2 separate regions of the Homo sapiens genome follow, and region 2 is linked to region 1. Evidence: read pairs that join two places in POLR2A ChIA-PET (ENCODE). Cell type or tissue: PC-9. All regions are shown on one strand. Links, peaks and the distances in the headings refer to the core of each region. The heading gives the core; the rest is flanking DNA.

Region 1 (7,154 bases), core at 1,243-6,242:
AAAAGGGGCCAGGCGCTATTATTATTACAGGCTCATGCCTGTAATCCCAGCACTTTGGGAGGCCAAGGCGGGTGGATCACCTGACGTCAGGAGTTCGAGACAAGCCTGGCCAACATGATGAAACCCCGTCTCTACTAAAAATACAAAAAATTAGCTGGGCATGGTGGCAGGCACCTGTAATCCCAGATATCCAGGAGGCTGAGGTGGGAGAATCTCTTGAACCCGGGAGGCGGAGATTGCAGTGAGCCCAGATCGCGCCACTGCACTCCAGCCTGGACAACAAGAGCGAAACTCCATCTCAAATAATAATAATAATAATAATAAAAGGTACAATTATTTAAGACCTAACTTCTTCCAGTGATCTTGTATTTTACCAATCCAGAATTCATGTTCCCACCGTGAATTTGGGAAATGTTTTAAATAATTTGTTCCTTGGTGAGTGTTCTAAGGAAGCAAGCGGGGAAGGAATAAAGACCCTACCTATCTCTCCACCCTCCAGTCTCTTATGGGTGCTTCTTACTCGCAAAACCCAACCAGAAGCCAGAGGACAGAAGAAGACTTTGGGTGCTACATTCCAGAGCAGCAAAAGTAGGTGGGGAATGAATTGAGCAAATTGAGAATAGTGAACACAGCCACTCTCTCCCTGAAATAGAAATAGGATCCACTATAACACATTTGATTTGCCGGGTGCGGTGGCTCACGCCTGTAATCCCAGCACTTTGGGAGGCCGAGGCCGGGGGATCACGAGGTCAGGAAATCAAGACCATCCTCGCTAACACGGTGAAACCCCGTCTCTACTAAAAATACAAAAAAAGTAGCTGGGCGTGGTGGTGGGCGCCTGTAGTCCCAGCTACTCGGGAGGCTGAAGCAGGAGAATGGCGTGAACCCGGGAGGCGGAGCTTGCAGTGAGCCGAGATGGCGCCAGTGCACTCCAGCCTGGGCGACAGAGCAAGACTCGGTCTCAAAAAAAAAAAACAAAACACACATTTGATTTGATGCCTAACGTCCACCTAGAAATAGCAAAAGTGACATGGGAAAATTTCCAGTCCCTGATCTGCAAAAGAGTAAAGTAAAATAATCATGTCAATACATAATTTTTAGACTGTTCTATACAATATGCATACTTACATATAACTAAATATACAAAATGTAGAATGGATTCTGATGCCAGGCCCTATTCCCTCTTGCTTGGGGAGTAACCTTGATTCAGTCTGGCTGAAGACATAGTTCTGAATCCTCTTCTGTGTCTCTCAGATGGAGTTCGTGTCACCTTGTTTGGGAAGACCAGCATTTTGAAGTTGGGCTTAACCACAGTTGGTGGTATCGTTTCCTATGCATGTTTAGGTTTGATCCTACTAATTTCAGTTAATATTGGTTTTACTTTTTCTATTATAAATTCTTAGATGCAGTGTCTCGTGTTAACCTAAGTACAAGATAATAGTGGTCACCACGCTCAATATTCTCTTAAGTACCAAATAAATGCTATTTAATTTTTATGACTCAAGAGACTTAAAAATTTTTTTTTTGCAGTAGTTTGGTCATATCTACGCAAATTGAGATTGAAGAGATTAAGATTTCAGCCCTGTGTTTGTTGTGAACAGTTTGAGAAAGTGTTGCTTGGGGCCTGAAGTATCTGGGAAATTGTCAGATGTCTCCACCCCAGCTGACTAGGAAGAGCTAGCCAAATTTTTCAAACCATAGCCTAACCTTTTCTATTATTTTGACGACAGGTATCTCTTTAGCCAGATCTACAAAGTCAAGGTTAACAGAGCTAAGAGATAATTATCTAGGCAGTTTCCACCTCCATTAGAATGATGATGGCTACAATTTTCCACTTTATTTTCAGTATGTAGACTGAGCACATGGAAGCCAGAGAAGAGATGCTTAAGTCAAATTTCCAAAAAGAAAATTATTCTTAATCATTCTAGTACAGAAGGTTTGGAGAAATTAGGATTCACATTTACTAGTGGTGGGAGTATAAATTGGCAATTTGGCAATGTCTAGTAAAGTTGAAGATGTGCATTTCTGATGACCCAAAAATCTACACACCCCCTTTTTTTGTTTTTTTGGTATGTGCCCTAGGAGAAAAAAGCACATACCTGTGCACAAAGACACATCGCTAAGATTTACATATACTTATACAATTAAATACTGTGTTCCAGTTAAAATGACTGTGGCTTAGATCTACCTGTGTTACCACTGGTAAATCCCAAACATATAATGTATATGAAACAAACAAGATACAAAAGAATGCATAGGGTGTAATATCATTTTCAAAAGGTTAAAAAAACCTGTAAAATAGCATATATGTTGTTCATAGTCATAAAAGTATGTAGTCAAAAACAATCAGAAAACATTTATATGCATGAACTCATGATAACCATTTCCTTTGAGGAGACAGAGAACAAATAAGGATAGAAAAGGAATACATAGTAATCCTCAACTATATCTATGAGATTTATTTTCTTAAAGCACACATACACACACACACACACACACACACACACACACAGACCCCTAAAGTGCAATGTTAAGATTTGATAAAATTGTGTTATGGGTCCATGGATTTTTATTATATTATTCTCTATAGTTGTCTACATGTTTGAAATATTTCATTATAAAATATATATTTTTAAATCATCCAAGCGCAAGAATATTTATCAGAGGAATCACCAAAGCAAGGAAAAATAAAACATCCCACTCAACTTCTTTTCCCCATAAGAAACCATGAATTATGGAGCAAAGAATGCCTTGTATTTATGAGAGAGATTCTTCTAAAGGATGCCTCACATTTATAAGTGAATATCCCTGTAAAGATCACGGCTTATTCATCCTAAATTCCAGACAAGAATATCCTACATTGGATTTGGTACAAGTTTATGATCCCAAAAGCATTAAGGTTAGCTCTGCTTAACATTTTATTTCTTAGCAGAACACTTTAGGAATTCCGAGAGAGGATCGCCCAGCTCGATCAGGGTGTTACACTGCCCTTGGAGCATTGGGAAGATAAGATAACTGTGGAAATAAATGATAGAATGGACTGAGCCCTTAGTGTTGCTGTGTTGTTTATCATACTTGTAAGACTGCAGCAATCAGAACATATGTATGCATTTTTCCCTTGAAACATCTTTTGAGTGGTAGTTGTGTGAAACAATGATCTGTTGAATTTAATTCACAGATCAAAGAGGAAGGAAATTAACCAACACAGTAAATTGATTATTTCATGGGTGACATAACCAAGGCAATGATTTATCTTAATAAAGGGCAACTTCCCTCTAGTTCTTAACTGAATTCCAGCCAACGCAATAATACTCGGCTGTTAATGACTTTGATGTTGATGTGGAAAAGTGAATGACTGCATAATCACTGAAATGGGACCTCATCACAGTTGGAAACGTTTAAGCCAAATCATTTTGGACTGTGAAAAGAGCCCTGAGTGGTGGATATTGGCTGGGTACCAGATCTTCAGTCTTAACTAAACAGGGCCTGAAAACTTTATCATATTGCACTGCTCTGGCTGGACCATAACTCTGACAGCTCACAGAGACTGGAGTTTAATATATATGTCTGTGGCCTCACAGAGGGAAGAAAGAATTCCAGGGCTTACAGCACCGATAATAAATACATGTCTATCAGCATTCAGCTGAAAGTGTAATTAGTTAAATCCGTCTTTGGGAGAGGGAACAGAAGAAAGGAAACAGAAGTCAACTTAAAAAAAATTGAACCAAAAGCTTATTTTTATACTCCACGTTACTAAATATGGCTTAAGAGCTTGCGAGACAGCGTTAGTCATAGATGGCAGCCTCCACCTCCTCCCCTCCTCCACTCTCCATCTCTAAATAATAAAATGAACTAAAATTAGAGCTGCATTCAAGTATGTTTGCTTGATTATTATTATTTGAGTTTGAGCTGAGAAGTCTATGAGGAGAGGTAGCACCCTTGGGAATATAAGGGACTCCCTGGTGTCCACATTTTTTACTTCTAAATGGAGAAAAGGAAACCAGCTTTGGTCACAGCCCAATTGTCATCACCCAACCCAGTAGATTTCCTCTTGGGCTAATCAGATGCTGGATAACATCAACTTCCTAGAGTTAAATTATTACATCCACGTATTATAATGCTAGTCTTCAGCAAGTGTCTCCAACCCACCCCATTCTCCCCTAGTCTCCACCCTATTCACCCTCTTCACAACCTCCCACTGTCCCCAGATGCTCCTAAACATAAGTTTCAGGGACTTGTCCAAGTGAGCCTATACCAAGCTCTGCAGCCACAGCTTGGTGACCAGGACTTATAAGAACACAGCCATAGGCACAGCTTGAGGGGCACCAGACACTTGCCTGTTTAAATACCACAGAGCCCCCAGGCTCAAGAAACTCAAGATGTCTGATTCTGATCATTTATTTTAAAAAAAATCTGTCTTTAGGGGCAAGGATTGTTAAACTGCTCATCCAGGCCTGCAGCTGAGGTTGACTCAGAGCTCAAAGCTGGAAAATGCCCATGTGGCAAGATTAGAAACTCATTTGTGTGGTTTCTGTGGCCTTGCCGGGAGCCTCCTTCTTTTCTCTCCTCTCTCTTTAAATCCAAGCCTTCATCAGTTTATTATTTTAAAGGCACCCTTTTCCTGCTGAGTAAGTGACATGGCTGCATCCAGGCAGCTTTTCCCCAATGCATTAATGACCCTCGAAGATTTTATTCCTGTTCAGCAACCTACTTAGATGAGGTCATCTGGGAAACTTTCAAATAGTCTATACCTTTTCTTTTTTTTTTCTGCTCTTCTCAAACTGTTCTCCTCCATGTGCAAGAAATTCTTTTCTTTTATTCCCTCTCCTCAAATTCAATCTGAATCCAAGTGCTTTTAATTTTTAGCTGCATTTTGCAAGCCTGGACTTTCAGGAATATATGTTATGAAAGCACTGAAAGAAAAGACTTTCTTGTCATCAAAACCATAATAATTATGTGTCAAAGATAATTACTGCTTGGTGTGTAATACATCTAATACCAAGTGACAGAGAAAGTAGTCTACCGGCAGACAAGAGTAACTGCCGGCTGGCTGAAATCTGATATAAAATTAACCACCAGGCTCAAGCTCTCTGCCCACTGGAATTTCACCAGATAAAGGCCACCTCCACCCCCCAAAATAATTCTTAGCAATGGTTAGTTTATTTGTGTTCTTTGTTGGGAACTTTTTAAAGAAATGCTTATATTGGTATATGTGTAAAAATTAGTTGTGTCTCTCATAAAGATATAAGACTGTATTCCAAATGCCCATGTTGCATATGCCATAGGGAGATTATCTGGAGAGTTGAATTGTTAATACAACAGCTAAGAACACAACGAAACTCTGGGAAGTAAGAATGAGAAGCTTTCAGAGATTGCTAGTAGTTTGGCTCCATAACACCTGAATTTAGAATCTAATACTTATATAGAAAACCAATGCATTGAAAGCAAAGCATTTAAGGATGTGAAGATGGACCACAACACTGCTGGAACAAAGGGAGGTAAAGAGAATCCTAGGGATGCTACCAAAGTAAAACGTGATGGTCCTTGGGAAATTTCCCTGAGTTGGGCTGGGAAACAACTATTAAAAAAAAAAAATCAAGCATGAGAATTCTGCTCAAAGGTTCCTTTTGGGCAACTTTATAGCCGAAGATAAGGGCCAACTTCCTTTTTTGATCAGTGATGCCCCTGGCACATTTCACCACGAGCAAAATCAGCTATGCCAAAGAAAAGCTGGCTTGAGCCCAGCAAAGGCAAATGGTGGTTAACAGCAGTCAGGGTTGCATGGTTTACGCATCATTTAGGATAGACCTAAATCTCACCTACCTCATCACAGCAAAAACTGTCTCCACAACAGCAGAAGGAGAGGCCAGAAACTTAGAAGAAGAACTGAGTTTTTGTGAACTGTTCCCTGATTAGCCGAAATAGCAAACAGGCCTGCAGACTCTCATCAGCTGGCAATGAATGGACTTGGGTGCACTTGGTACACAGAGGCAAAAATACAGACATTGATAGAAGACTTTAGTGACCCTCTGAGGTTCCTCTTTGTGAAGACTAAGACTAATCCAGCACAGCATTATCTCTAAGCCTTCAAATGAATCCTGTGAGTGCTTATCTAGTTCAAACTCATCTCCACCAAAAACCCTCCTAGTGCTTAATTGAAATAGTTCATTTTGATTTAGTGCTCAACAGCTTCTGTACCATTATAGCTGTTCTGCACCAGATAGGAATTCCTTTTTAACTTCAGGAGTTATGTTCTTTGAAAGTACTGAAATTGGAAAAACTACATTTGGCAAGGCTAAGAATCAGAAAATAATTAAACTGGTGTTAACTAGATATACCTAATAATAATGAATAAAGTTTCTAGAAGGCACCTGGATGCAGGAAATTAAATTAATTAGCATTAGAAATCTCCTGTTGATAACCATTTATTTGTTTATGAAATATAGCTTCATCATCCTGCCTAGCCGAGGCAGAGTGGCAAATTTTATGCAAGACACACTGTACCAACTCAAAAAAATTTTTAACCACTTCTCAATGGATAAAAATTCGATGCTCTTTGCACTTAGGCCCTCATTTTTAGTTTCACTGTTTCTGTGAAATTCTCATGTAACAGTCTATCCTTTTCCTAAGCATCAGCCTGCTTAAGGGCATATGTTACTGGTGGTCCCTCTCCACGATTTGAGAGGGTAGAGCATAAATAATTTCCCTCTGTGCCATTCTATAGACCCTAACACATGATCTGCTGGGGGGAATGGAGGGAGAGAGATGAACTGATTCGAACTGAACCTCGGGAGAAATATCGTTTTATATATATTTGGTATACAAATATAAAACTGTGCTGATCTCAAATCTAAAATTGGTAAAGGAGTACAAATTTACCTTTCCTCTTCATCTCTAAGATTTTGAGATAGAAACTAATGTTGTCTTCCAATTTGGCTGTTAGCAAGAGCAATTGAGGATGGTGAAAAATAAAATGATGAGACATAAAAAGAATGACATGAAGTGTTCTCAGAAAATAAGAAAAATATTCATATTATTACTTCCATGCTAATGTGTTTAGGAATTTCTTCACAAAACGTAACAAGGTGTATTCCACTATACTGTCTCAATACAAACTACAGTTCTGAACTCACACTGCTTTTCTGCAGAATATT
Region 2 (7,154 bases), core at 1,156-6,155, 630 kb before region 1:
CAGGTCTGAGGGCTCCTTCCATCCCCTGCCACAAAGACCTGATAAGCCCCTGCCTCCAACATACACCCAAATATCATTTTGATAAGAGAAGGGAAAGGGTATCAAAATCTGCAAGTGGCTAAATTTCCAAAAGAGAATACTTAAGACAATCCTGATGGAGAGTGAATTATCAGTGAGCTGAATGTTTAAACTAAAATATTTTTATTTGGATTAAGTTTACTTCCTTTTCCATGATATCTACTGGTATGAAGATCATGAGGACAGATAAAACTTCTATAAAAAATAAAAACTGCATCTTCTCTGCCAGAGTGGGGTGTGGCATGTGCTGTTATGTAAATGATGTCACTGCTGTAGAATGAATGTTTGTGTCTCCCTAAAATTCATATGTTAAGACCTAACCCCCCAGTGTGGTGGCATCAGGAGGTGAGGCCTTTAGGAGGTTATTAGGTCATGAGGGTGGAACCCTCATGAATGGGATTAGTTACCTTATAAGAAGAGACACTAGAGAGCTTGCTTCCTTTTCTGTTCTCTGCCATGTGAGGCCACAAGGAGAAAATGGCCACCTGCAAATCAGAAAGAGTATCTTCTTTTTTTTTTTTTTTTTTTTTTTTAGACAGAGTCTCACTCTGTCGCCCAGGCTGGAGTGCAGTGGTGCCATCTGGGCTCACTGCAAGCTCCACCTCCCAGGTTCACGCCATTCTCCTGCCTCAGCCTCCCGAGCAGCTGGGACTACAGGCGCCCACCACCACACCCGGCTAATTTTTTGTATTTTTAGTAGAGATGGGGTTTTACCGTGTTAGCCGGGATGGTCTTGATTTCCTGACCTTGTGATCCACCCGACTTGGCCTCCCAAAGTGCTGGGATTACAGGCGTGAGCCACCGCACCGGCCCAGAAAGAGTATCTTTAACAAGAACTTAGCTATGCCAGCATCCTGATTACAGACTTCCAGAACTGTGAGAAATAAATGTCTGTTGTTTAAGTCACCCCATCTATGGTATTTTGTTATGGCCATGCAAACAGATTAGGACAGTCATATAATCATAACTTATTTGAATGACTCACTGCTAACTTTCATTCCCAGATATGTTTTGAGATAAAAGAGAGCCATTTTCCTTCCTCTCTCTGAAGTTAGTTCTTAGTAAACTCCATCTACCAGAGAGGGGTGAATTGTCAATGATTCACTGTGTATACTCACAATGTATACTCTATCCTAAAGGCACCAGGAACGGTAGTATAGACGTGGCGACAGGAAATAGGACTACACATTGTTTAAGGTAATGAAATTTGGGCTTCTTTCTAGGGAAGTGAAGAAGTCACTCAATGGAAGAGAAATGAAGTTTCTCAGTTCGTACTGGGGCTGGACCCAGGACTGCCATACATTTATGTTTGTTTTATTTGGTCCAATTGGCCTCTTTAATATTCTTATGATGTCTTCACCTCTTTCCCTTCCTATTCTGAGTCCACAGCCAATTTTATCACTCAAACTGCTTTTCCCTTCCTATTCTGACTGAGTCCACAGCCAATTTTATCGCTCAAACTGCTTTTCCAAATGTCAGCAAAGACCTTCAAATCTTGAGTCCATTGGCCCCTTCCAACAACTCATCTATCACCTTCACATTGCATTCTTGTTTATGGGGCTCACTGCTGAGACTGTTTCTTCCAGACTCTGAGAATGCAATGCTGGCTCTTCCTATCTTTTTAAAAATTCCCTATTGGTCTCTGTTATGGGCTGAATTGTGTTGCCCCCACAAAATCATATATTGAAGTCCTAACCCACAGTACTTCAGAATGTGATTACATTTGGAGATCAGGTCTTTAAAGAGGAATTCAATTAAAATGAGGTTATCAGAGTGGGCCCTAATGCAATATTGCTGGTGTCATTATAAGAAGGGGAAATTAGGGCATAGACATGTAGAGAAGGAAGACCACATGAAGACACAGGGAGAAGACAGCCATCTACATGCCAAGGACAGAGGCCTCAGAAGAAACTGTCTCTGCTGACACCTTGATCTCCGACTTGCAGCCTCCAGAACTGTGAGAAATAGATTTTTATTATAATCTACCCAGTCTGCGGTACTTCATTACGGCAATCCTAACAAACCAACACAGACTCCTTTATTTCACCTTCTCTGCTTATTCCCTAAAAGTGGACATTTCCCAACCTCAGTCTTCATGCTTAGCTTTGCTAGTCTCATGTACCTTCGTATGTCCAATTATCATCTCCATTAAACCAATCTTCAAATTTAACAGGTTGAACCATATGAAATGGCCATCTTTGTAGGTTAAAAGTGGTTGACTCTTGGCAGTTTCATATGGTTCAACCTAATATGCCTCTACTCTAAACATTCTTTGATGCTCTATACGTGCATGTCCCCCTGCCTTTTACAAATATCCTTAAGATTACACCACTGGTTTCTTCCAAATATCACATCCAAAATAGAACTCACCAACTTCTTAAGAAAGCTCTAGGCTTAAAGCATCGGCTGTACTTTGGGTCATCCTTTTCTCTCACTGTCTTATACCCTGGTCGCCACTTGTGTGCTGTTGCCTGCCTTCCACATCCACTTCCATAGTACAAGCCCTTTTGGGGAAACTGCTGGGGAGCCTCCTAGTACTTTTAATTTAAATGTGGTTTCTGAACCTGCAGCATTCCCACTGCCTTTAAGCTTGTTGGAAATAAAGACTCAGTCCCCACCTGGACTTACTTATTCAATCAGAACATGAGTTTCTAAAAAGATCCCCAGGTGATTCTAATACACATTAAAGTTTAAGAACTGCCTTAGAATATGACGGTGGCCACAGGAATTTTAACTTTCCAGAAAGATCATGTCAATGTATTTTCTCATTGGCAGCAGGAGAGTATAAGAAAACCCAAATCACCATAATTTCACCAGTACAGAGTAACACCCGTGATTTTTAAATGCTGCATTTTTGATAGGTGAAAAATTATATTTTGATAATGTTGATATTTATTCCTCTTTAATGACTGGTAAAGGTCTATATTCATATTTGTCCATGAACTCTCTGTTCATAGCTTTTGGTAGTAGTTGTTTTTCTAATTGAATTATTTGGGACTTTTCTGAATTTTATTATTATACTTACCTTTGTTATTGCAATGTGGACAACTCTCAGGACGTTGTGTTAGTTAACCTGCTGAATGTGAATCGAAGATTCTCAATATTCCTGACAGTCATGTCTTTACACTATGCATAGTTTGAGGAGTAAATTGTTTTCTTCCCAGGTGGTTATAGCCGGCTATGCAAGTCACAAATCTTTGCTTAATTCATGAGCCCAATTTGAGGAAATTAATGGATAATGATGATTTTACAGTGAGTGCTGTAGTGCTTGCTCTACAGTAGAAACACAGGGGATGATTCTGAACTGAGTTGCAGAGCAGAAAATACAATAAAGCATGGCGCCATTCGGCAGCCTCCTCTCTAAACCTAGTAGCTGTAACACGCGCGCGCACACACACACACACACACACACACATACACACACGAAGAGTGATTCTGGGGAGCCAAGATAGATACTGACACACTGATCACTAAAAAACTCATGCTCCTTCTTATCATTCAGAATGATTAGTCTGCTGGTTGTGGCGATCTGGGCAACCTGGGAGGTGGCTTGACAAGGTTACTTAGGTCAGAGCAGGATAACAAGCAGCAGAAGAAAGAGCTATACACTATTTGAAAATAAATAAACAGCCCTGATCATGCTGCAGCTTCACTTTGCAGTTGAGTAAGCTGTACCTGTCTTCCTTGTTTCTCTTTGTTTATGAGGATTTCTAAGTCCCTGCTGGTTGATGGTGTAATTTGCTTAGCCAGACAAGCAGGTACTGTACACAATAAGTTCTTCTAAATAAAAGGGGTGATTAATCAAGGAAAATCAAACTGTGAGCCCTAGTACCACTCCTTCCTGGCTGGTCCCAGACTCCCAGCTTGTTTATTTAGTGTCACCCATAGTCTGTCATGGCTGACCTAAAACTATCAGGAACAGCCACAATGGCAGCCAAGCATAAACAAAAACCTGAACCGAAGGTGCAGAGGGACTGCCATTCCACAGATAAGATCTATTGCTGTAATAGCCCTTGATTATGAAGACCAAAGGAGAAAAAACACCAAATATACAGACACTTTTCTGTTTATTTATACATGAAGAAGGAGGGGGAAGCAAATCATTTACAAAGAGGAGGGGAAAAAAAGGAATAAGGTTTCATTACATGTCAGTGTTTCTCAGTTTATAAAACAAGATTCTGTGATAAGCAGGGGGTTGCTTCTGGTCTCCTTTGTTTGTGTATTGACATTTTGCAATGCTTTAAAAAAAAAAATCACATGCTGGGGCCAGAGATAGCAGAGAAAAAGAGGAATTGAGCCGGGAAAACCTACTAGACTGTTACCTGGAAAAAGCATGCTTTTTTTCTTCCATATAACTATTCCAACAGAGCACTAGGTTAGGTCAAAAATGAGTAGGCTGTTAGGTGATCTTTCACATTAAATGATGTGTTATGAGATTACGCTTTTCAGGGGAACAGGATCCCTTCTTATTGCAGATGTGCGTGATGCATTTTTAACATGCAAGGAGCAATTTTTGGCGAAATTGTCACTTCTCTGTTGGCCATGATATTCTTTCTGTGGTTATACCTTCTGACGTTTTTCATCAGATTATTTAATTTTATAAAGTTTAGGAGTTACTTGGAAAGAAAGTTAGCTGGAGATGTCTACTGCCAGAATGTGACGAATGTAGGCACCAGCTTCAGAGCCAATCTGGTCACTGCCTCAAGATAGAACGTGAAAAGATTACTTTTGCCCTTAAAGAGGCCCACAAGTTCTGGGAAGCAATGGAAATGGATCTCTTCATTGTTGTTTGTAGGTGCTGTGCTGCTGTTGTTCATGTCGAAGGGGTCAAATTTATCCATTTAATGGAGAAGTGTGCTTGTCCTACTAGCATTCCAATTTATAAGATGTGTAAGAGGAAGGGCAAGATGCTTCCAATAGGATATTGGTATTGAGGAATACTGCTTTATTGTTCTCTATTGGTCAATTACTGGGACAAATGGCTGCAAGAAGCTCTCTCCAATCTATTTTTTGCAGCCCATGCAGCATTACATTTCACTCCAAAGAGTAAAGCTCTAATGCTTTATCACATTCCAGTGCTCGAAAGGGAAATTGATAGTAAGGTACTCAACACTAAATGCATCCATTTTGGTATACTGACATTGCCTGGGACTACAGATAAATTTCAACAAATCACACGCCTACTCTAAGGAATTGGGATCTCATTCTCTGAGGCAGTCTTGGAGATAGAAGGCTCTGACTAGAGAAGGCACAAAATGAGTATTGGCATTATCAAGACACTGTACTGAAAAGGTGCAATGTTCTAGCAGCTACTGGAAAAATCCCAACAGCGTTCACTTGCATCATTGGTTGAAAATTCATTTTCTTTTTTCTCTTGAATATTTTGTGGTACAGAAAATTTTGGGGAAAGGCTGGCGTTAGAACTAACACAAGGGACACAAATAGGTCACACAAATGTCATGGCTACTGGGACTCAGCTGAGTGGTTAGCACTAAACTAGTATCAAAATTTGTATGGATACTTCAGTTCATTTCCACAAGCTGTTCTAAGTTCCTACTTCTACTTTAGCTGTCTTCTGGTGATTACAGATTCAAAGCCCCAAAAATGTTTCCAAAGTAAAATACTATTTTTTTCTGTGCCTACTTGAAGCCCAGTGTGGCATTCTCTTTCTCTGGATTCCTCCCAGTGCTTTAAAATGTGGCTCCCACTTTTCCCTGGAAGTATTATTTATGCATGGTGAATATCTGTGAGGGGATGCTTCTATATGCACAGATTATTCATTGCATTCAGGCCATTTTTTGATAAAATATGATGCACAGAATCAAGTTATCTATTATCATGTGCATTGGTGATGTTCTATCCAAATTTTCCTTGTCTGAAAAAACTTTATTCTCATATGATTTTTAAGTTGAGATATAATTCACAGACCATAAAATTCCCGCTTTAGAAGTGTACAGTTCAGTTGTTTTTAGGATATTCACACAGGTATGTAACCATTATCACTACCGAATTCTAAAACATATTCATTATCTCTCTAAAAAACGCTATACCCATTAACAGTCAATCCCTATTGTCCCCTCTTCCCAGCCCCTGGCAAACACTAGTCTATTTCCTGTCTCTATGGATTTGCCTATTCTGGACAATTCATGTAAATGGAATCATAGTAAATGTGGCCTTTTGTGTCCAGCTTCTTTCGTTTAACATAACATTTTAAAGGTTCATCCATGCTGTAGCATGTATCAGTATTTCATTCTTTTTATGGCTAAATAATATTCCATTGTATGGGTACATCACACTGGATTTATTCATTCGTCAGTTGATGGACATTTGGGTTTTTCCCACTTTTCGGCTACTGTGAATAATACTGCTATGAACATTCATGTACAAGTGTTTGTTTGAATGCCAGTTATCAATTCTCTTGGGTATGTACCTTGAAGTTTAATTACACCTAGAAGTATAATCATGTGGTAACTCTATGTTTAACTTTTTGAGGAGCTTTCACGCTGCATTACACAGCAGCTAAAATATATGTTTTTATAACTTGTTAATTAGTAATTCATATTCAACATGTTTTCTTATAACTTTAAGTGTTATATACTAAATATTCTTTTATTAAAGCTACATTTTCTATATGGGATGATGAAGTTGAATTTAGTTTAGCTTATGTGCCCATGCTTGTATTCATTCAACTTTTTCTTATTCAAAATTTTTACCATGCTGTTGCAGTTAGTATCAAAGCTAAACTCAAAATATAATTACACTGGTAATTGATAAGTAGAATTAGAAATGACAGTCAACATTATAAATTGTGTATTAATAACTATTAGTAAGAAAATTACTTTAAAAACATTTATTCTCATTCTTTTTGCTTTGTTTTGTAATTTTTTATTTAAATAATACTGTTTTTTTGAAATCAAATGTCAGTTTTGAAAAGATTACCTGAGCCCATATTCCTGCTGTGAAATGTTCTATTTCATTTAAACATATTTATAAAAATCAAATACATTTTAATCTACAGTAGAGACAGAGCCTTTAGAACAAAACAGAATACATCATAATTAAAAGCAAGCAATTAT

The links. ChIA-PET counts read pairs that join two places held together with the same protein. Peaks named below come from ENCODE experiments on the same cell type or tissue, not always from the same donor. Only the 100,000 strongest peaks of a DNase experiment are listed, where the experiment ranks them.
Region 2: POLR2A ChIA-PET joins it to region 1 with 9 read pairs; 2 of 35 experiments call an interaction of 5 or more read pairs at or near these places.

The regions. Positions count from the first base shown.
Region 1 is chr15:36,353,724-36,360,877 of GRCh38, forward strand. All of the region lies in intron 1 of LOC105370767 (a long non-coding RNA gene), which reads right to left. Among named protein-coding and RNA genes, the nearest start is that of CDIN1, 220 kb to the right of the region's middle. In PC-9, for the core only: no CTCF peak of the experiment used is centred there; no DNase peak of the experiment used is centred there.
Region 2 is chr15:35,724,464-35,731,617 of GRCh38, forward strand. All of the region lies in intron 2 of DPH6-DT (DPH6 divergent transcript), which reads left to right. Among named protein-coding and RNA genes, the nearest start is that of DPH6-DT, 180 kb to the left of the region's middle. In PC-9, for the core only: no CTCF peak of the experiment used is centred there; a DNase peak (open chromatin) is centred at 3,918; H3K27ac peaks cover 1,333 bases.